Regions from separate parts of the Homo sapiens genome. Here all the other regions are linked to region 1. A link is a loop called in an ENCODE intact Hi-C map of the cell type or tissue named here. Cell type or tissue: PC-3. All regions are shown on one strand.

What was found. A loop is a pair of places that touch in the nucleus more often than their neighbours do. Peaks named below come from ENCODE experiments on the same cell type or tissue, not always from the same donor. Only the 100,000 strongest peaks of a DNase experiment are listed, where the experiment ranks them.
Region 2: a loop joins it to region 1, with 6 times the contacts of the local background. A loop is called at or near these places in 4 of 110 quality-filtered maps.
Region 3: it touches region 1 in a loop (7-fold over the local background); 4 of 110 quality-filtered maps call a loop at or near these places.

Annotation. Positions count from the first base shown.
Region 1 is chr7:41,041,212-41,049,211 of GRCh38, reverse strand. No RefSeq gene overlaps it. Among named protein-coding and RNA genes, the nearest start is that of LINC01449, 56 kb to the left of the region's middle. In PC-3, a CTCF peak has its summit at 3,507 (motif pointing left); DNase peaks (open chromatin) are centred at 1,231, 2,921 and 3,461; H3K27ac peaks cover 4,180 bases.
Region 2 is chr7:40,326,551-40,334,550 of GRCh38, reverse strand. All of the region lies in intron 9 of SUGCT (succinyl-CoA:glutarate-CoA transferase), which reads right to left. Among named protein-coding and RNA genes, the nearest start is that of SUGCT, 200 kb to the right of the region's middle. In PC-3, a CTCF peak has its summit at 4,790 (motif pointing left); a DNase peak (open chromatin) is centred at 4,800.
Region 3 is chr7:41,183,604-41,191,603 of GRCh38, reverse strand. No RefSeq gene overlaps it. Among named protein-coding and RNA genes, the nearest start is that of LINC01449, 86 kb to the right of the region's middle. In PC-3, a CTCF peak has its summit at 7,674 (motif pointing right); DNase peaks (open chromatin) are centred at 1,563, 2,613, 4,043, 7,613 and 2 weaker places; H3K27ac peaks cover 8,000 bases.

The sequences.
Region 1 (8,000 bases):
AGAGTTCCCTCATCCATGATTATGTGTGCCCACTCACTTATTAATTTCTGCCCTCAGTGAGGAATATAAAAAAGCTTATAAACAATATAGGTGACTTAAGTGTGTGTTTCTGTTAATAATGCTGTCTCTTGATCTTGACTTGCTGCACTTGGAAATCTTTGCCCACCTTGCCTGAATGACCTCCGGCCCCTTCTAGGTAGAGGCAGCTCGTCCCAGTGGTGGAGGGTGTGGCCTCTGGCACTGCACTGCCTGGGTTTGCTTCCTAGCTATGCCACCAACTATCTTTCTGCTGGCAGCAAGTTGCTTAGCATCTCTGTGCCTCAGCTTCCCAATATCTAAAATAGGAAAAAAAATAGCACTTCTCTTCTCTGGCTATTTTGAGAATTAAATGAGTTAACACCTGTTATGTTGGCATTTGGGGCTGGATAATTATTGGCTGTAGGGGCTGTCCTGTACACTGTAGGGTGTTAAGCAACATCCCTGCCCTCAGCCCCATAAATACCAGTATTACTCTTCTCCTGCCCCTAGTAGTGGTAACTAAAAACGTCTCCAGACATTACCAAATGTCCCCTGGAGTGCAAAACTGCCCCTGGTTCGAAACTATTGCCCTAGAGTCTCAGAAAAGCTCAAGGAATTCTGGCTCCAACACCTACTATCAGTGTGGCTATGTGTTAGTTTCTTCATTAACAAAAATACCAAGCACATCATATTTTTTAAATCTTAGTTGAAATAATTCTAGTACCTTGCTTAGAACAATGCCTGACCCATAGGAAGTTTCAATAAACACCAGCTATTTTAATTACTGTTTCACCTTTTTTTTTTTTAGCCGATGAGGAAACAGAGAAGTTAAACAACTTGCCACATTCTCAGCCGAGGGTGTGGCTGAGCCAGGGTTCAAACCCAGACCATCAGCCATCGCAGCCATATGCTCTCAACCGGGCTTTCCTAAGAGGAGCACTCAGGGAGCACCCATGACTATAAATTCCTCAGGGCCAAGCTGCTTGGGGTCCTAGTGGGATGAGGAGGTTCTGAGCTCCGTGACTCTTCCCTGACGGCAGCTCAGAGCCTTCTACATCAGGGCAGCAGGGGCCAGAGCAGCTCAGCCCAGCGGCCGCAGCAGTTCACTGACATTTGACATTGTTTGTCGGCAGTCACAAGTGGTCACTATCAAGGATTACTATTTGTGTATCTGTGAGTCACAATATGCCAGATTCATCAGAGCCAGATGTCACAGTGAAACCAGATGAGGCCCTCAGACAAATCCCACGCGCTTCGTGTGTCAGGCCTATATCCATTCATAAAACAGCTCCCTCCCAAAATATAAGTCTTGAGAAAAAAGAAAAATCTGAAGTTGGTTGTGCAATTCTGAGACTAGTTGCAATTGATTTCCAAGCCTTTCCCGCAATGCCTCTCATACTTTTAATTCTGGATTATTCTTCTACGGCTCAAAGCAGAGAAGGAGACATAGTGTCCATCATTTTACCCCAGAAGAGACAATAGAAATGGAAAGACTTCAGTAGGTGAGCTCAGAATAATAACATTATTTTTGCTATTGTAAATACAAAAGCTACTGAAATATCTTGTGGTCAGAATAAGACAGACGTGCCACTAAACCCCTCCCCACTTCTTTCTTTTCTTTCTTAAACTTTGGACTGAGCCACTTTCTCAGAAGCACAGCTGAAAAACCCTTAAAAACACATGCACGCATACACACTAGTCTCAGGAGTGCGAGGTGTCTGGAGTAAGGATTAGAGAGGTTCAAGTCGGTTCCCCTTGTTAAAATTACAGCTGCACCAAAGATGGTACAGTATATCAACCCAGGGCTCAGGAAACTTGTCCAGTTCTCAAGAATGAGAAAATGCAGCTGTGCTGGATCAGACAGATTGTGGAGGGTGAAGCTTCCCTCTCCCCTTCACCACGCTGTCCAGAAAGAAAGGTCAGAGAGATGCCCAGCTGTGCCAGGCAGCATCCAGGAGGACTGGGGTCAAAGCATGTGCATTTGTCATTCTGCAACTGTTCAAAAGACAGGTACACATTTTAAACAATAACAACAAGCATGGAAAATAAGCCCTGTATTTAGCATTTTTTCATTTTTCAATTTCACATTTTCTTTTCCTCCAGGGGTTGAAATTTAATCTGTCTTTTAGCAAAATGGAGCTGGCTCTCTCTCTTCTTCTGGCTTTTTCTCCCCAGTATACTCCCAGTGCCTATCCCAGAGATATGCTCAGCTGATTATGAAGCCTGTGCATTGTCGCCGAAGCCTGTTGTCACTATGGAAATGTGTTTGAGGGCAGGTGGTTTTTTCATCTACCCTCACTTGCAAACACACACACACCTTTGCAGCCATGGTGACCCTGCTAATCTTCAAGTTCAGCACTTGTCAGGTGCTGACACAGAAGGAATCCCAATACAAAATGCACCCATCGTGGGGCGTTCATGCATGTGAGTGTGTGTGTTTGGCTCCCCTGTAAGGTTTCCAATTTCCCATGGGACCCACTATTGCAGTAATTGGAGTGATGCAACCTCATTCAGTAGCTGTTCTAAGAAACTTTGGCCCAGGGCTACACTTGTCCCTCTTCCTGAGATGTCCTCCTTGACATTTCTCCCCTCCCCAAGAGGCACTTTTGGTAAGTGAGGCAACACAAACATCATTCACCAGCTGCACACCGGCCCCTGAGTTTGACGACCTACGTTATTGGCTAGCAGAGTCATTTTTTAGTTTAACTCACATCCGGTTAGGCACAAAGATATTTTTAAGGCTACTTGGTGGGGGGCGAGAACACATCAGGGGTCACTCCAAATTCATTCCAAATCAGAGCCTCTCAGGCCAACCCCACAGAGAGCCAGAAGGAGGAAATGACTCACTCCCTGGGCCCATTGCTCTCTCGTAATATGTTAAAACTCCTTCTCCCGTGCAGAAGTCCAGGGACCATCACTGAGGTTCAGCTGCTACTTGAAGTCAAGTCCTGCCCCAAAGGCACCCATTGCCCTCCTCCTCTTAGAGGAAGCCCATGTTCTGTGGATATGTGTATGTAATGGGCCATCCTTATATGGAATAAAAAGTTGACAGAAACAGGTTTCCCAGCTTCCCACTTTCCTGTGATGATCTCTGAATGTCGGTTGGTGAAATGAGATGATTAATAAATCCCTAATAAATAGGAATCACTCATTTCCCTTACCTCACCATTCTTCAGATCCATTATTTTCAAGTGAACTGGTAGATACAGTTAGAACTGTATAACGATGCATTGTCCTTCATTGGGCCAAAATTTATAATATTTATGTACTCACTCATTTATCCATCAGGCCATCCATCTATTCAAAAATGCCTAAGTGCCCAGTCTCCAGCACAGCGAGACCAGGAGACAGATGCCATTCTAGAGCTGATGGCTGCCTGGGGTTGGAGAAAGGCCAGGGAGTAAACAAAGGCAATCCTGTGGCACCAGATCTGAGGCTTGGAAAGCATGTGAGTGGCATCAGGCAGGTGGTCAGTGCCACCTGCAGGCAGCAGGAAGGCTTCTGAGGCTGGAGGAGCAGGTATTTCCAGGCATGGAACTGGCAAAGTCACAACAGGCAATGAAAGATCTTTGAGCCATTTCACCTCTTGCCCTTACTCATGGGACTTTTTCTTCCTTGATTTCCCTAACCCAGCATGAAGGAAACTCTGGCACACAGCAGAAAGCTAGCAAAAGCCCACTGAGAGAGGTATGAGTACATTAATAGTGATGAGTAGTTAAAAGAAAGATAAATACAATAATTTTTTTAAAAAGTGAAGGCAACTGCATGGGAGGATCGGTGAACACAGGGTTGTGAATGGCTGCTTGTGGCTCACTCATCCATGGCAGACACCACTGCGCACCACGGAAGGCTTTCCAGTTGAGTTAAATGGCAAAGGACTCACAGCCCACCCTATTGGAGTATAAACTGGCACACAAAACGGAACCTACTTGCCATTTGCATTTGTAGACTATTCTTATGAGGATCTTGACCATGAAGAGTAAAATAAATAAAATCCTATAAAATATTAGAGAGGAGAATATTTTCTCTATTAGAGTCTTTGAATGTACCTGGAAAAAATATAAAATAGAATGTCTACATAGCAGTCATATCGCATATGGTAACAGCACTAAAAGAAACGGATATTTCTAGAATGCGTATAATTTTTTTCACTGTTGTATTTGTTCCTACATTCAACAAGTAATTTGGATTACCTGTGATGTGCAATGTGCTCTCTCGGAGGGTATTGTGAGGGTTATTGAATTGTGAAGATAAAGGGTCATGGGTATTGCAGAGAGAAGGATGAACTTTCCAAAGTCAGCATTTAAGAAAGATCTAAAGGACGTAGAACTGGACTTGAAAAAAAAGTGGGTTGTAACTTATACATGTGGGAATTGGTATGACATTTTAGAAAGAAAAAAATAGCCTGAAAACGCAGAAAAATAAAAATTAGGAGGAGAGGGAATTACAGGGAAAAATTTAATGTGTCCAGAATATGTATGCTCTATGCTGAGTGCAGCCTGGGCATTAGTTAACTAAATCCTCTCTTAATCATGTTCTGTCAGTCAGTATAAGGGTCCAGCAGACAGTGTACTCATATTCTTATATGTTGAGACCTTAAGAAAAATAAGTGACATTTTTAGGAAGCAGAGATCATGAGAGTCATAGCTAATAGGACCTCATTCATTGTGTCTATTTGGTCCTGGGAGAAAAGCTCAAACCACTGGCTCAGTGCCAGGCTGTCCTTCCACCTCTTGGTAGGAAGCGTATACAGCCAGGCTTCTTGTTCCCAAGAAACAAAATATAATGGATCTGTTGGAAAAAAATTATTTAATTGCTTTGATCTTCATTTTTCTCAGATGCAAATTGTCGAGAAATATCAGCCTCAAAGGATTGTTGTAATTAGTAGACAAAATATATGAGTCTAGCCAGATAGAGAGTAAGTGCTCAGTATACATGAATTATGGATTGTGGATAGTAAAAGCATGTTTCTGATATTGGTGGTGCATCAGAATCACTCAGAGGGCTTCTTAAAACACGGATTTCTGGGTCCACCTCCAGAGATTCTGATTCTGTAGGTGTGGAGAGGACCTGAACATTGCAGCCACAGGTGATGCTGCTGGTTCATGGGCCACTCTGTGGAGACCCTGCACTGGGCTATACTGCTTTTCTCTGCTGCATCACTTGACACACCCACTCAGGGGCCTCTAAACAACTCTGGACTCAGAGATAGAGCTGATAAACTCATCCAGGAAAATGTTTTAGATAACCCAATTTGCTACCTATTAATTAAAATAAATGAGAACAAAATAAAATGGTAGAATTTATTTCAGGCACTTTAGGTCCTGAAGTGAAAAAAATATATAGAGAAAGAAAGAGTTAGGAATGCTTTTGAAACCATACCTTTCCTATTAGTGCAGTGATATTGGAAATTTGAGAATTTCCTGGCTAATAAAATGTAGTCATCTTTCTACATAGCAAAAAGGCTACTGACTTCATTTGGCCCGTGAATATTATAGAATTCAAGTTGCTTTTTTTATCTATTCTTCCCCTTCTCTTTTCCACCCTCCCAACTCCATTATCCAGGACAGGGCTACACTGGGCACTCAAGGACAGCTTTGGCTGACACTTCTACAATAGACAAAGCATTGTTTAATTTGACACCCAACTGAGCATAGATGAAGCAGCCCTGGGAATAGGTCAGACACATTCTCTAAACTTTAAGGTTTCTTCTCAAATGTCTTAACGTTAAGGTTGAAAGACAGAAAACCCTAACCCACATCTCCCTCTCAAATATCCTGAGGTTGCTGAGTAGAGCTTTAGAACAGAAACTTAGCTCTTCTGGGAAACCACCAGTTTTCCAACAAAAGACACAGCACAATGAAAACTTCTGAGATTAATTGGAAAGTAGCAGATGTGGAAAGAAACAGCAGTATGCTGGCCATACATGTAAATAATCCTGCCTCCCTTAGTCCCCATCTCTAGTGGAAAATCAGCATAAAACTACTTTCTGAGAAAACTCTATGTGGAAGAATAGATGCCTCCCTCTCAGTACAGGTTAGCAGCCGCATCAGTTAGGAGGGTCCCACGCAAGCAACCAGGAACAGCTTCAAAACATTGCTGACCAGTGGAATCTGAGGTGAACTTCATACCGTCACCTTAAACAAAGAGGGAGAGACCATAACGCACGTGGCTGCTTCTTTACAAGAGATTTTCCCCATAAACCTCATTGCCTTTGCTATCCAACTGGCTCCCACCAATGTGTGCTCATGAACGTGTAAGCAAAGGAAACAACATTTATTGAGTGCCTTCCTATGTACTAGATCTTGTGCTAGGTACTTTACAAATAATATCTCATTTAATCTTCACAGCAACCCTGTGAGGAAATGCACATGTTGCATTAACAGATGAGGAGATGTGGGCTTAACCAAGGTGCAGCCACTTGCTTAATGTTAGTGATATGACCAGGATTACAACCTGGGCCTATTTGAAGCAACATCCAACCATTGCTGTCACCAAAAGATCTGTCTGGCTTTTTCTAATTTTAAAATTACAGTAAACTACACATAACAAAATTTACCATCATAATCATTTTTAAGTATATAGTTCAGTAGTTACGTATATTCACATTGTTGAGCAACCAATCTCCAGAGACTTTTCATCTTAAAAAACTGAAACTCTATACCTATTGAACAATAACTCTCCATTTTCCCTTCCCCTCTGCTCCTGGCAATCATCATCTTACTTTCTGTCTCTGTGAATTTGACTACTCTAGATACCTCATGTAGGTGGAATTACAGAAAATTTGTCTTTTTCTGACTGGTTGATTTCACTTAGCATAATGTCCTTAAGGTTGATGCATATTGTAGCAAATGTCAGAATTTCCCTCCTTTTTAAGGCTGAATAATATTTAAATTGTAAGTATACGGCACATTTTTTTTATCTGTTCACCTATTGGACCTACACTAGAGTTGTTCCCGCATTATAAGTATCATGAACAATGCTGCAATGAACATGAGTGTGTAAATATCTCTCTGAGACTCTACTCTCAATTCTTCTGGATATATACCCAGAAGCGGAATTTCTGGATCACATGAACATTTTATTTTTAATTTTTTGAGGAACTATCATAGTGTCTCATTTTACATTCTCACCATTTTACATTCTCACCAACAGTGCCTGCAAAAAATTCCAATTTCTCTACATCCTTACCGACATTTATTTTCTGTTTTTTTTTGTTTTGTTTTGTTTTGTTTTTTAAAGTAACCACCTTAGTGGATGTGAGGAGTGTGGTTTTGATTTGCATTTCCCTTAGGATTAGTGATGTTGGGCATCTTTCCACATGCTTATTAGCCATTTGTATATCTTCTTTAAGGAAACATCTATTCAAGTCATTTGCCCATTTTAAAATCAGGTTATTTGTTTTCTTATTGTTTAGTTGTAGTTCTTTGAACATTTTGAATATTAATCTTTATCAGATACATAACTTGCAAATATTTTCTCCCATTCCATAGGTTGTCTTTTCACTTTGTTGATTGTGTCCTTTGATGCATAGAAATTTTAAAAATTTTGATGTGGTCCAATTTATTTTTTCTTTTGTTTTCTGGGCTTTTGATGCATGTCAAAAAATCGCCATATTCAATCTCATGAAGCTTTTTCTCTATTTTTTTTTTTTTTGGTAAGAGTTTTGTAGTTTTAGCTCTTATGTTTAGGTCTTTGATCTATTTTGAGTTACTTTTGTATATTCTGTAAGGTAAGGTTTCAACTTTACTCTTTTCCATATGGGTAACCAGTTTTTTGAATACCACTTGTTGAAAAGACTGACCTGGCTGGGCATGGTGGCTCGCGCCTGTAATCTCAGCATTTTGGGAAGCCAAGTCAGGAGGATTATTTTAGCCCAGGAGTTTGAGACCAGCCTAGGCAACGTAGCAAGACCCTGTCTTCACAAAAAATTAAAAATTAGCAGGCCGAGTGTGGTGGCTCACACCTGTAGTCCCAGCACT
Region 2 (8,000 bases), 710 kb after region 1:
GAAGACATTTATGCAGCCAATAGACACATGAAAAAATGCTCAGCATCACTGGCCATCAGAGAAATGCAAATCAAAACCACAATGAGATACCATCTCCCACCAGTTAGAATGATGATCATTAAAATGTCAGGAAACAACAGGTGCTGGGAGAGGATGTGGAGAAATAGGAACACTTTTACACTGTTGGTGGGATTGTAAACTAGTTCAACCATTGTGGAAGACAGTGTGGCAATTCCTCAAGGATCTAGAACTAGAAATACCATTTGACCCAGCCATCCCATTACTGGGTATATACCCAAAGGAATATAAATCATGCTGCTATAAAGACACATGCACACGATGTTCATGGCGGCACTATTCACAATAGCAAAGACTTGGAACCAACCCAAAGGTCCATCAATGATAGACTGGATTAAGAAAATGTGGCACATATACACCATGAATACTATGCATCCATAAAAAAGGATGAGTTCATGTCCTTTGTAGGGACATGGATGAAGCTGGAAACCATCATTCTCAGCAAACTATCGCAAGGACAAAAAACCAGACACTGCATGTTCTCACTCATAGGTGGGAATTGAACAATGAGAACACTTGGACACAGGAAGGGGACTATCACCCACTGAGGCCTGTCGTGGGGTGCGGGGAGTGGGGAGGGATAGCACTAGGAGATATGCCTAATGTAAATGACGAGTTAATGGGTGCAGCACACCACCATGGCACATGTATACATATGTAACAAACCTGCACATTGTGCACATGTACCCTAGAACTTAAATTTAAAAAAAAAGAGCCACTGGTCGATGCTGTCACTAAATTATATATATGTGTGTATTTTATAAATATTTATATATATATATATATATATATATATATATATATTTTTTTTTTTTTTTTTTTTTTTTTTTTTTTTTGAGACAGAGTCTCGCCCTGTCACCCAGGCTGGAGTGCAGTGGTGTGATCTTGGCTCACTACAACCTCCACCTCCCGGGATCAAGCAATTCTCCTGCCTCACCCTCCCAAGTAACTGGGGTTACAGGTCCATGCCCCCACACTGGGCTAATTTTCATATTTTTAGTAGAGATGTGGTTTCGCCATGTTGGCCAGGCTGGTCTCAAACTCCTGACCTCAAGTGATCCACCTGCCTCAGCCTCCCAAAGTGCTGGGATTATAGGTGTGAGCCACCACGCCCGGCCACTAAATATACTATTATTATTACATACTGACCATGTGTTTCCTCATTCACAGAGAATATATTTGTCCAGCATTATTTTATACATTTTCTTTACTGTTTTCATTATATTCAATCTGTTTTCATCATTCTGTACATAAAATGTTATAATTCCACTATTTCATCCAACCCTGATGCTCCTAAAGATTTCCTAACCCAGCAGTAGTAGTTTCCATTAGTTTCTACTAATTTACTCCTTCTACCAAGATTATGAAAGGAAAATGGAATCAGGATACTTACTTGCCACCAATCATTCTATCCATTCTTTTTTTATGCTTTTAGCATTTACGTATCTAATATGCATATAAATACTTGGGGACTATACGTTTCTACAAAACTGTTAATTTGCTGTCTAGATGGATGGATGATTTTGCCATGCCCAACACACCACCTTCATCCAATACACCACTAAATCCTCTTCTCCTGTCACTACTCCCTCCACTGCCTGACACCATAACCCTAGCAAGGTCTGTGTCAAATTGGGTCTCATGCTTCCTCTGCACTTATCAACTTTCTCCCAGTTTTTAGGTTAAACCCTAAACTGCCACTTAACAGATTCACTACACACAGAGCTCATTTTCTGGCCCCCCACATTAATGCAACACCTCAATGCACCATTATGTTTGCTGAACAAACCTCAGATTCTTTTGCAGTCTACACAGTAACACTATTATAAGTTTTGTTCCCTGCCTCCCAGCTTCTTTGAACTAGGACTGAACTTACTGATTTGATTCCTACAATGGAAACAGGAATGACATGGTAGGCAAAAAAGAACAATCCACACCCCTTCTAAAGTTTCTTGAGATGCATTTTAAACAATGACTAGAAATATATCTTAAATTTAACTATGTAAAAAAAAAAAAACAAAAAAAAAAATCCAATGCAGATTCCAAAAGTCTAACAAGAAAGATGAGTTTATTTTTAAGATACATAATGCTCTTAATTCTTTAATATTGTATTCTTCTTCTATTTGAGACAGCACACTACTAATACAGGTGATGTCACATCAGAATCTCCATCATTCTTCATCAGTGGCATATTATCAAGCGAAACCATGGGGCTGTTTATGATGGAAGTGCAAAGATTCTTACTAGGATGTTTTCAGGATGAGAGATCTCTTCAGACTTCCTTGAAGTTGTTTTCCAAGACTGCTGCTAACCAAGTAATGTTCTGGTGACCCCAAGGTGTCAGTCATAGCTATTCAAAGTCTAGAGGTCCTCCCTGAACCAAAAATGGTCATTCCAAACCAATAAAGATAATAAAGAACAGACAATCTGGAATTTATGTGGCAAACATTCAATAAGAATTTGGCAGTTTGCTTCTAAGAGTTTGTTTCTCTTTAGAAATAAAGCTTAAATCAGTGACTATGCCATTTGCAGTTTAAATGGCCCAGCCTGTAAGATGGCTATACTAACAACACTAACGGTGCTAACAATTCTACTGAGCTTGATCACCATGAGGGAAATTTTCATTGAGAATCTCAGTGTGGAACTTCTCTCCCAGTTACTGTTCTAGGATTCACATGTTTCCCTGCCCCTCTACCAGACTACCAATCTGCTCCCCACTGACCCACACCATTGTCATGAACACATTGGCCAGGCAGAGGAAAAGGAAGACTTCTCCATGACCCAGAGCTCCACTCTGGTGGACAAAACCTATAGGAACAAGGACTCCTGGCAGTTGATGAACTGGGTTATCAGCTGGGAGATAAAGATAGCAGCAGGCCTGCGGTCTCTGAGCTCGTGTAGTACTGGCAGTCACAGCTACCGGCTACTGAACATATGCTATGTGCCAGACCCTATGCCACATATTTTAAATGCACTGTCCTGTGACTTGTCACCAGGTAGTAATATACCTATTTTATACATGAAGAAATTAAGGATCAGTGAGATGAAGCAATGTGCCAAGGTCTGTCTGACTCCAAAGCTCATGCATGCTTTTAAACACTACACCTAAATGTGCTGCTATCTCTAGCAAGTTGAGTCTCAGCAGCAACAAGTGAAAAGAAAAAGGAAAAAAAAATTCAGCAGTAAAGAGGATGGGTGTGTAAAATACTATCACTGAAGAAGTAGATGTTTAGACTGTGCCTAAGAATAGGAATGGGCATTTTAGGCTTGTTTTCCATGATTTAAATCAAGCTTGTCCAACCCGCAGCCCCCAAGCCGCATGTGGCCCAGGACGCTTTGAATGCCCAATATAAATTCATGAATTTTCTTACAATATTACGAGATTTTTTTTGTGATTTTCTTGTTTAGCTCATCAGCTATCTTTGGTGTTGCTGTATTTTATGTGTGGCCCAAGACAATTCTTCTTCTTTCAATGTGGCGCAGGGAAGTCAAAAAATTATCTAAATTTTAGATAATGTTTTAGAAAAATAAAATTCATTTTCACTAAAATGCTTCAAAATTAATTCTGTTTCTGGTCATAAGGAATCACATCAGAATAAATGATGTTAGAAAAGACCCTAAAGCTTAGAAGTAATTACTATGGTGACCTTAATTATTTGAACAAAAGAAAATTATATGTAAGCTAAAACTGTATTGTTTTTACATCAATAAAACCATTTTCTTGGCTGAAATTACCCAAACCAAGTATTTGCCACGCATTTAGTGATATAAAGTAAATAAATGCCCCCCCATCCAGAAGAGGAAATACACACACTCACAAAACACACTCAAGCACACACAAACACTTGCTACTTTATGACTTGTTTGCTAACCTTGTTAACTGAAACAGAGGAAAAACCATGCCGGACTTAGAGGTAGGAGCGTTTGCCAGCAGGTAATTTCTTTCAAGAACTAACTTTTCTCAAGCTAGGCATCCGGCAAAAAAAAAAATCGGATCTTCTAAAGCATAGTCCTTACCCTCTTCACCCTTCTTTCCTAATATGCAGACCTAACCAGTTGTTAACAGGACCTTTCCTAGGAACCTCATACATCTCTAAATGTATATCTTCTCCCTCAGGATATTACTTTACCTGTAAATGTCCCTATATTCACCTTCATGGCTGAAACTAACTCCCTACAAGATTACATTTGGGACATTATTTCCTAAGCAGACTCAATCTTCTTTATAAAACTTCCCTTGAGACACCTCACACACTCAGAAAGGTCAGCACTTCCTCCAACAATCACATCTTAGAGGCTGATGCTAATTTCAGGATACAGCCTTGCTTCCTTTCTGTTCTCAATAATGTCTACGGAGATCAAATCTGTATGTTTATTCTGTGTTGCTGTGCTCAGAAGCCCAGGATGCTGTTCTCTCAGTGAGCCTGTCACAGCATCTGCAGTGTATTCTCTGCTGAGGTTATATAATGACAGACTAACCCATGCAACAGGGAAGACAGTAGGCAGGAGTGCCAATCCAAAAAAATGGAAATCATTCCCAGGAATCTCTCTCCAGGACTTTGAACCATAGAGAATGATAGTTTTACCTTAAATAATCAATGTGTATATCAGTAGCTGTAAGGATGGGGAGGAAATCATCTAATAATAATATGATCATGTTCAGGGATTCTTGCAAATCCCCATTGAAAAATCCTGTCCCATTACCAGGTTACAAGAGTGACATCTAGTGGACTCATATTAGAATGACAACAAGGGTCTAAGGAAAACAAATCACCTGTGCACACATCTTGTTAAAATGCAGATTCTGGTTCATTAGAATGAATCTATTACTTCTAACTTCCAGGTGATGCCAATGCTGCCACTCCATAGACTACTCAGTGTCACTAGGACCCAGAGCATTTCGCACCTGCTTTCACCCTCAGGCGAGAAGGAGGAGGGGGCACTTGAGAGTAAATACTTTCCAGGTGAAAAATAGGCCAAATGAATTATTAATATAATTCTGTATAATGTTCCTATTTCACTAGCACCACTCAGCATGCACACGTACCATTTCCTGTCTGGGCAGGGTCCCTGAAGCAGTACTCCTTTTCCTAAATGCCAGAAGCAAACTTAAGAAGGAAACAGCCTATTTCACAGCCATACTTATACATCAACATGATTTGTTCAAGTCTCCAGTACAGATTCACTTCAGTACTTAACATCTTACAGGCTTTCTACCATTGTTATATTATTTGCCTAATATTAAACTATAATAGTAATTGGTACCATATCAGAACTCAGTTATTTTCCCCCCAGGCAGCCTGCACCTGAACTGAGATCTATCAGGGTACTGTGTTGGTGCTAAGCACAGCTACTCAGAATTTCAACAAGATTTGCACTGGACACCCCTAGGAACAAAACAGGACATGTAACTACATGCGAATCCAACTGTTTCCATAAACTAGTCCTGTGTGATTTATTTGAGCTAAAGAGCCCTGACCTCCACACAGAGCCACCAGGCTAGACTCTTAGCTGCGAGGTAATGTGCGTGTCCCTTCAAAGAGGAGCTATGCCAGGCCTCACCCAAACTCTTCCCACCTAGGCCTCCACCTTGGGTAGATTTGAACCCATTCTTTGGTTTTAGGTCCACAGTTCTAGGAACGACAACAATGATTTCCAGCACTGAAGGAAATCAGTCTCTTTTCTCCAAAACACATACACATACACACACATACACACACATGCACACACATACACACACATACACACACACATACACATGTACAAAACCCACTTTCTTGTTCAATAAAGTCCTTCAGTACAAGATGATCGATCTAGGACAAGTAATGAGTTTTAAGCAGTGGAATCCCTGTTTCAAAAAACTACCAGAAGGTGGAATTGTTCTGGTTGAAATGGGGTGTGAATACTTAGAAAACTGTCTACTTGGTTTCTACCCAGGCTATCCCCCTCCTTAGGCCCTGGAATACTCCTCCTCATGTCCCAAATATTCCTTCCCATCCCAGCTCTGTCCCCACACTACCAAACTCCAGAAATACAGGTTGAAAACTAGAAACGATGAGTCTCACAACAGCTAAAACCATCCCCAACTCCTATATTGCTCAAGGACTGTTCTCATTAAATAGATGGAACTGTTAATAGGTAGAGTTGCTTCACTATACCATCACTTACTTATGAACCTAATACCATTTTAGCATATGCGACCAAAGGATTTATTCAAAAGATGTACAACCTGATTTCTGAAGGAAATTTGCTTTTAAGTCATAATTAAGGATCCCTGTGATGAGTAAACAACAGAATTGTTTATACCTCTTGAATTGCTCTTGGCAGTCCTAAAGGGGAAATTATGTAGAGGAAAAGGTCACATAATTATTTCTCAAAAGTAGGATAAAGATAGAAAATGAAACTAAACATGCAGCATTGTATCATCTGCCTATACAGTACAATGAGCTCAAGTCCCCCTGCCTCAGTTAGAATCCCAGTTATACCATGGACTTGTGACCCTGCACAAGTTATCTAAACTCTCTATGCCTCAGTTTCCACATGTGAAAGTGGAGATAATAGCAATAACTATTTTAAGGGCTGTGGTAAATATTGATTTAATATATGTAAGATATTTAATAACACAGTAATCATTGATAAATGTTACATCTGATAATTATTATAGTGATTAAGATAATATTACTAGAACTAATGACTGAATATTCAAAATGGCCTTTGATTCTTTTAGATAATTTTAGCCAAATATGTTAGGCATAGAAAATATAAAAACACATTAGTTCTGCACATATATTAAGAATACAAGAAAAGCCGAAAAAATCTTAAAGGAACTAGGGATTTACTACTTTTACTTTCCTTGCACCACCTTCTATTTTACCTCTTAGCGAAACACATTTAAAACACTATATGTCAGAGGGAATTCTGAGTTTAAAAAATCATAATAGTCTTTGAACAGTTGTAAGTGCATTTATTCTTTGTGCAATAGTTACCCTTGGACATCATGTTACCTTATTTATGTTAACTTCAGAAATTTTGTTTTAAATCAAAGACAGCCAAATCTTTCCTAAGAAGTAGCCCAGAGGGTGGCAGCTATTATGCCGCAGCTGGCACATCTGCCTTAATTTTACCTGCTCCTGGACTGCCCAGTGACCTATATTCTTCAGACTGTGGCAACCTCCTGGCCAACTGGTTCCAAATTTAACCAGGATCTTCAAACAAAAGATTTTGTCTTGCTTTAACAAGAATCCCAAATCCGTAAGGATCAAGGCATACACAAAGGCAAATATTCAAAAGCTACCTGGCCAAAAACTTTAGAACTAAAGGGGCTGGGGGTTCATACAATCCATGCCTTAATTTACCAGAAAACCAACTTTTGAATATTCTAACTCATCAGTGCTAATTAATCAAAAGTTTGTAGAAGCCTCTGAAATGTAATCTAATGTCTTTGCTATCACCTACTCTTTCGTTCCCAATAAATCTCCAAATATTTTTTAATGGGTAAGCATTATCGACATTCTTTGCAATTTTAAGGGTATAAAAACAAGTGTTTAAAATATTCTATTTCCTTCACTTTTTAAAACCAAAAGAGAAATCTCCACAATTTTTTGCTCTTACAAAGGTGAGTATATATTTTTTATAAAGGTAGGTTCCCATCTTGTGGGCTTCTCAGAGATTACTCCTGAAAATCATTTTTGTCATGGTTCCTTTTGTTAAGTATGAATCTATACCCAATCTCAATTAATTAAACCATTCAATAAACTAGAAGCCTTACTCCCTGTAACAACTGAGTGATGCTGCCATACATGATTCTCCTCAAACTCTATTAATTTTAATAATGCTATATTTGGACAATGAGCTGAAGGCTACAATTTCCGAAAAAGTTCTACAAAGAGTTTTTTTAAAACAAAATTACCACAGCGTGTTGC
Region 3 (8,000 bases), 140 kb before region 1:
TAAAAATATTCCAGGCATCTACAGAAAACACTCCAAAGCAATATATTTTAAATTATAACACAGAGGTAGCTCTTGATCTTCACTGCCATGGGAATAATAAACCTTCCACTACACAAATTAGTATGTACTTTTAAGCATTTTTAAAAAATGAAATCAGAAATTATTTCAGAACAGCCCTGTCTTATAAGAGAACTGCCCACAGTTCTCTCTGCTTTCTTCCTTTTGGCTCAGCTGTCAAGAGCTCTCTGGAAACATAATCCTTGTTTTTCATGGAAATCTGTATTATAGTTCCCAAGATTTGGATAATCTAGTTTCAGAAGGTAGGGACCTCTTTTGGAATGATAATGTAGTGTTCTACCCCCAGTACCTACAACAGTACTAATTTTACCGAGGACCCTGCCCTCATGATGTCACTTAAACCTGATAACTTACCAAAGGCCCCATCTCCAAATACCATTGTCCTGGGGTTAGGGCTTCAATATGTGAGTTTTGAAGGGACATAATTCAATTCATAGCAGTTGGCATAGGACAGTGCTAGGCATATTACAAGTTCTTAATATATGCTTAGTGAATAAATAAATACATAAACAGAAAATGTCCAGAGATCTCTGTGTCCATTTGAAGTTGCTACGTCAACAACTGGACCCAGGAATAAAGGGTGTGCTCTAGCATCAGTGTAAGTATGGTCCCTTCGAGCCAAGAGGCAGAGAGCTCAGGAGCTGCTGAGAAGTCACAGTCACAAGGGAAGGAGACAGGAAAGGGAAGTCACATCAGGAAGGCTGAAGCCATAGCAAAGCCAGAGAGCTGGATCCCACTTCAGGGCCTACCATAGTGAAGCACTGGCTCTTCCTTCCTCTTTTCTTGGAAGCAGGGCCAGCTACATGATTGCAGGACTCAAGGCAAAATGAAAATGCAGGACTCTTGCTCAAAAAAAGAAAAAACAAAAACAAAAACAGAAAATATGCCATTAAAGATACTAAATATGAAGCCTTTTCCTTTTTTCCATGATCTCTCTTGACTTGCCATGTTGTTATTTATTTGCTATTTAATGTAGTTCTAAAGTAAAGAAAAATTAAAAGTTTTAATTATGAGCATGAATTGTACCATTGTTCAGTGCAAGTTTTAGAGGCAAATATAAGAACATGTAACTCTTCTGCCGAATCACCAAAATTACACAATTCATAAATTCACGTTCTGTACCTTGTATGCGCATATGTATTTCATTCTCACCAGAACAGTGTGAACGCCACACAACACTAACTCAACTCTTTTTTATTTCTTTATATTTGCACATTTTACCGATGCTTTCTACATTTGGCTTGTTGATGTGCTTTCTAAAAACAGAAAGAAAAAAGATCTGTAGGTTTCCCTATTTTTCCCTTTCCTTCAATGTCATCGTTTTCCATGTAATTGGTTGGTTATTACAAGGAAGTGACAGGAGTGAGAAAGGATACTTTAAGATCCCTTGGTTGTTTGTGTTTCTTAGAATGCTGTTGCCTTCTTTCTTGTTTGAACAGGAAGCATGACCACTTAGTCATAAACATGACACATTTCCCTTGTACTCGCCATGAGCCTCACTGAACTCCCACACATTGTGGGTCCACTGGAATTCTGTGTTCATGGGGCAACCAAATGCTCTAGGCAAATGGGGTGATATGGAACTTGCCTGCATGCTCCATTGTCCCCTTGGACTTTGCTTCCAAGACAGCTCAAGGTTGACAACAGGGCAGGGTGAGAAGGGCATGCAAAAGATGGTGGTGTGGGGTGGGCAGGGAAAGAAGGCCCAAGACTAAGCCAGTTGTTTGAAATTCTCTATATTCTTTCTTCATTTTGTCCATTTTTTTCTGTTTTTTTCATTTTTCAATGGAGATGGAAAGCACCCAGTTCTGCTTTCCCCCAGAATCACCCTGTTTGTAAGCAGCCTGGAATGGTCACTAGAAGCTGCTACCTTTTGCCTGTTTTCTAGCTAAGATCAGTAAGGAGAGGTGGTCTCAAGGCTGATAGAGATGGCCACTGAGGGAGCTGGCTGCTACCTGTGGTCTTATACACAAGACTTTTGCCCTCCATAGAACCACACATCTTCACTTAATGTTTTAAACTTTTTTTTTCAGGTCACATGAATTTAGGCATTAAATAAATTATTAGACTAGCAAACATCAGAACCTTTTTTTTTCTAAGAACGACAATAGAAAAGGCTCTTGTAGTTAACACTCTTAAATACAGAGGTATTTTAAATTAAAGATTTTTTTTAAAAAAGAACAGCCTTGTCTTATAAATAATAATGATTGATAATTATTCCTCAACGAAACTAAAGAAATGGTGTGTCTTCTATGCATAAAAAAACTAGTCTACTTGCACAAATATCATTAGACAAGAAATAATTTTATTATTTAAACATTATATTAAGAAAATCTTTTTAAAAAATTTTCACTATACGTTACATCACATAAAAATGTAAGGTAGCATGTGTGAACTGTTTAAAGAGCTTGTTAAAGATTCTTATAATAAGAAAGGCTGGGAAAAGTAGAGTCATATCTTATCAAAACAATCTAAGAATCTTAAGAATGCTGCTTTTCTAGTAATACATAAATATACACGAACATGAGCAAGAATCCAAGTAAAGAAACAGTTCTTATTCATAGGATTGACAGTTTTATTATTACACCAGCCTGAAATAACATATAATGGTGTGTGAGTGTGCACTGGAGTTTCTAAAAGCAGCTTTTCAGATAGGCTTAATGTGAGAAGGGTTCAACTTTCTTCTTTGAATTCTGGAGGATGGGGTCTCCTGGGGATAAAGGGGAAAAGGGGAGATAAACTTTTAATGCAATCTCTATTCTTGCCACGATTTATTTTATTTATTTGTTCAGCAATATTTATTGTGCAGTCACCACATGCCAGGCTCTGTAGATACAATGGGGACCTTGACAAATACACTCTTTGCCTTTCGGAAGCTCAGAGCACAGTCAAGAAACAGAGTATTAGCAGAGAACATTACTGGGAAACAAGGGATTTTGCAACTCTTGGTAGGGGAACCTAACACGACCACAGTGGGGAGCAGAAAAGAGCTTTAAAACTAAGAGCCCAGGGGTGTGTAAGGCATAGCCAGGTCAAGAATGGAGGAATGAAGAATGCTGAATCAGAGGGAATCCTGAGAAATTCCTTCTGGAACCTGGCTTCCTTAACTCTTATTAACCACGTGCTAAGACTCCTTTTATATGGTTGTGGGATGATTGGCTGCAATAGCACAAATTTATGGAACTAAAAAAACAAGTGTTTGGTGTAATACTGTAAGTGTTGGTTTGAATTTTGGATGCGTATGATTAATGAATGAGGCTGAATGAGACATGTAAGCCAGCTGGGCACACCTTGGTGGGGACCAATAGGAATGACAGCTACGCCTGATGGGGGCAGGAAGGGAAGCGCAGAGTTTCTTCTTTCGGCCACGCCTTCTGACTCCAGTGAATGCCTCCTTAAGGGGTGAGGAAGCTGTCAAGAAAATAAGCATATTGGCTGGCTCGGTGGCTCAAGCCTGTAATCCCAGCACTTTGGGAGGCCGAGGTGGGCGGATCACGAGGTCAGGAGATCGAGACCACCCTGGCTAACACAGCGAAACCCCGTCTCTACTAAAAATACAAAAAAATAGCCGGGCGTGGTGGCGGGCGCCTGTAGTCCCAGCTACTCAGGAGGCTGAGGCAGGAGAATGGCGTCAACCCGGGAGGCGGAGCTTGCAGTGAACTGAGATCAGACCACTGCACTCCAGCCTGGGCGACAGAGCGAGACTCTGTCTCATTAAAAAAAAAAAAAGAAAGAAAGAAAAAGAAAGTATTCATATTTATTTGGGTTAAGCCTAAACGTGTGTTTCTTGGTATTTCTTGGCGTTACAGCTAAAATAACCTAAAACACATCTGTATTGAGGTCTGTGACCCAAGTGCCAATCTGTAGCTGTCACAATAGTGTGTTCCAGGTAGGGGTAATAGCATGTGGAAAGGCCCAGAGGCGAAGGGGAGCCAACATCTTCAAGTGACAGGAAATACTTAAATAAGGGTGGGGCCCAGTGTAAGGGAGGAAGGTGAAGGGTGAGTCAGAGAGGAAAGCCAGCAAGATTTTGAGTATGGTGAGATTTTTCAACGCCGGACACGGAAAACCAGTTCATAGTTTAGACAGGGAAATGACTTGATCAGAGTTGCATTTTCAAAAGAATACTTTGGCTGCATTATGGAGGATGGACTTGAGTGAGGACAGCCTGGGAGGAAGAAGAGTTATCAAGGACAGAGATGAGAGTGGCCTAGAGTTGGAGACTGGCAGTAGGCATGGGGAGACTGTGGGATGATGAACTTAGGTGATTTACTGCGTGTGTGTGTGTGTGTGTGTATGTGTGTGTGTGTTGAAATAAAACGAAGCAAGGTTGACTCCCATATTTTCTGTTGTGAGGAGTAGGTGAATGGCTAGCATAGTCACAAAGACAAGGAATAACAAAAGAGGAGTTCATGCGTGCAGGGTTATTCCAAAGATGGCCACAACCTGGTATGTCCACTAATGTTGAAATGGAACCGAGTGTTGCCAGAATAATGATCATAGCTGTTTGAGGGGAGTGAAAATAAAACCATTTGTTAAAGAGAATAACACTGAGATAATTTTATAGCAAGAAGTGACTTTGACCCTGACTTTAGTCCTTTGCTTGTTAGCATCCATTTCCAATCCCTCTCACTACAATCATTTCCTTCTTTTCTGAGCTATAGGTGTGAGTCAAACCACTCTGAAACATAGCAGCACCTTTGAAAGAAGATGGCTGCTTCTTCCTCCGTCATAAAGCAGAGTGAACCACATGACAACTGTCTGTTCAAACAGATCTAAGAAAATAAATAAGGCTCAACCAAAAGTCACTGTAACCCATTTTATTAGTATTCTTTCTTTTTCCATACCCAACTTAAGCCTCATGTCCTGAGAAAGGATGACTTGTGCATACACCCTCTCTATCAAAAAGTATTTTTAAAGCCACTAGCAAGAAAGTGTTGTCATAACACCACTGCTAATAATAATGACAATAATTTTATCTGTCTTTATATACTGTCTATTATGTGTCAGTTATTTCATAAACGTTATTTCTGGTCCTCACATAAACCCTACAGGTTTAGCATCTCCATTTGCCAGATGTGTGAATGAGATCAAAGCTAACTGGGTCACAAAGGGAACACAGACCTTCACTTTGGTCCCCTTATCAGGGTCTAACCAATTGGCCTTTGCTTATACGACAGTAAGAGTGTGTTTTGGAATAAAATCATTTGCAGTAAATAGATGTGGGCAGTACTTTGGGTTCTGTCTTAATCTTTCCTTCTAGCCTAGGAGTTTCTATATAAAAGGCTCATTATTGTTTGGCTATAGATATATATCAATTTGTTTTTTGCACTGATGCATATGTATAATGACCTAGCAATACAAATAACCACACGGTAAATATTCATGCTATTCTGTTGATGAATTGGATTCCATTGTGTGGCTATGTCACAATTTCCTGGTCAGTGGGCAGCTTTCTTGCATGCTGTGATTTATAACCTAGGTCTTTTCATGTTGTAACATCACCAGGGCCTGATATCTATCATCCGGTCGGCAAACACTTCATAATCACCATGGCCCTGGCAATACTCATGTGGCCTCATGTAGATGCAAGATTTTTAAAAGGTAGCTGGTTGGACAGCTGTTTCCCAGTAATAACTCTATCCTATGGAAAGAGGAGGTTGGCAGTAGTTGGACACTTAGATGTCACCATCGTGGATGTTTAATCCATCAGTCTTTTCCTTTATGGTTTTCAACTTTACGGTTTTGTTAAAGAATTCTCTCCTCAGGGATTAAAGAAACATTCACCAATATTTTTTGGCCATTTTGATATTATTTTTCTAAACCAGGTAGTCAAACTTTAACATCATTAACATAAATAATATATTTGTCCGAAGTAATTTGAAAGGACACTCGAATCAAATACTGAAATAATACCGACACACACACACACACACACACACACACACACACATACTTTTTCTGAACTTTATTGTATACTATGATTCTTTTGTACTGGGCCCATATCAACACTAGAATATTTTAATTATAAACGTTCTGCCATTTAAAAAAATTATTCTGTGCTCTCCCTCCAAAATCAGTCTTAATTTTTTTCGAAATATTTCCCGGCTACAGTCTCACTTATTCTTATACATAAATATCTCTCTAAATCTCTTCCTCAACTCTAAAATAATCAATGTTTGAGTTTAGCTAATATAGATAGATAGATAGATGGATAGAGGTAGATAGATAGATAGATAGATAGATAGATAGATAGATAGATAGATACATGCATACATACATACATACATACATACATACATACATACATAGGGACAGATAGATAAACAGGCTGATAGATTTGAGGGAGAACTGATATTTTTCACTGTTAATTTTCCCATTTAGGAGCACTGTGTTCGTTTACTCAGATTTTCTTTTGTGTCACTCAGTTTTATGTTCCCAATGTTGGGAACTTGGTGAACATTAAGTATTTACTGAAAAGAGGACATTACCATATTGTGTATACTTCTCATTATATTCCTAGATATTTTGTTTTATACTTTGATTGCCTAATAAAAATATCTTTTTTTTGTATTACAGTTTTCAACTGGCTATTCCTGGTGTATAAGAAAGCTAATTACTAATTTTGGAGCATTTGGCTTGTAATCACTTAGCAGAAATGCATTACTTTGTAAAGTCATGACTGAGGCTGCGTTTCTGTTACTTTCATGCGTGCATGAGAGTTTCAGGTGCCGAATTCTAGGTTCAGAATATTTCTTTTCACAGAAAACTGCAAGCATGACTCCTACTATCTAAGGGCATTTATTGTAGCTGAGATGTCTAATTCTAACCTCACATTTTCCTCCTTTTGTTGAGTAGCTTTTTTCCTTGTTGTATACTTACAGACTTTTTTACACTATCATAAATTAAAATGCTTCACCCAAATGTGTTTATGTCCAATCCCCTTCATTGTTTTTCTTCTGGTATATCCCCAAAATCAAGTTTTCAACTAAGAAAATTTGTATCAATGATTTAATAATTTTTGCTTCTTTTTCAAGTGCCCTGTGAATAATATGAATTTCTATTACAAATATGTTTTTCTCCCGGGTATTTTCTCCTGTCTCTTATATTTTCTAGGCCATACTTATACTTTTCCTCTAAGTTACAGAAAATTTTTGATGGCTGGACTTGCATTTAATTAATTTATTTTCCTGAAGTATCAATTCTACTCTTCACTGCCTCATGGCATTTTAATTTGGGGAATTAAAAAATCTAAAAGCAAGTTTTATTTTATTTAATTGATATAGTTAGCCATCAATTAAGAAAATGATTTGGTATATATTTTAGAACCATTTTCCTGTTACTATTTCAGTAAGTTTATTTGCTGAGAGGTTATTTACTCTAAATTCCTTAGATTGGTGCCTGTGAGCGGAACTAATAAATGTTTTCATAACAATGATGTTTTTGTCCTTGAAGTTTACTCATCCTTAACAGGCCAATGCTTGCGTAGTTCTGTCAGTTAAAATAAGTTGTACTAGAAACTGGCTCTGTGTAGTCCCAAATAAAAGCAGAGGGGGGTTACTTTTAATAGTTCTAGTTTATTCTCAATTCATTTTCCATTTGTGGTTAGTATTGAGAGAACCATAACCAGAAGGGGCCACTGCCACTGTTACGCTAGGAGCCCGGAAGTAAGTGGGCACCACCCACCTTGCTAATCAGTGTGACGGCCTCAATGAACAGTTCATGTAGCAAGTTCCTACTTCACTCAACGGACCTTCCTCATCAAATGAAAAGCAGAGCTGGCCAGGTGTGGGGACTCACACCTGTAATCCCAGCACTTTGAGAGACTAAGGTGGGAGGATCACTCAAAGTCAGGAGTTTAAGAGCAGCCTGGGCAACATAGTAAGACTCTGTCTGAAAACACAAAATGAATAGCTGGGTGT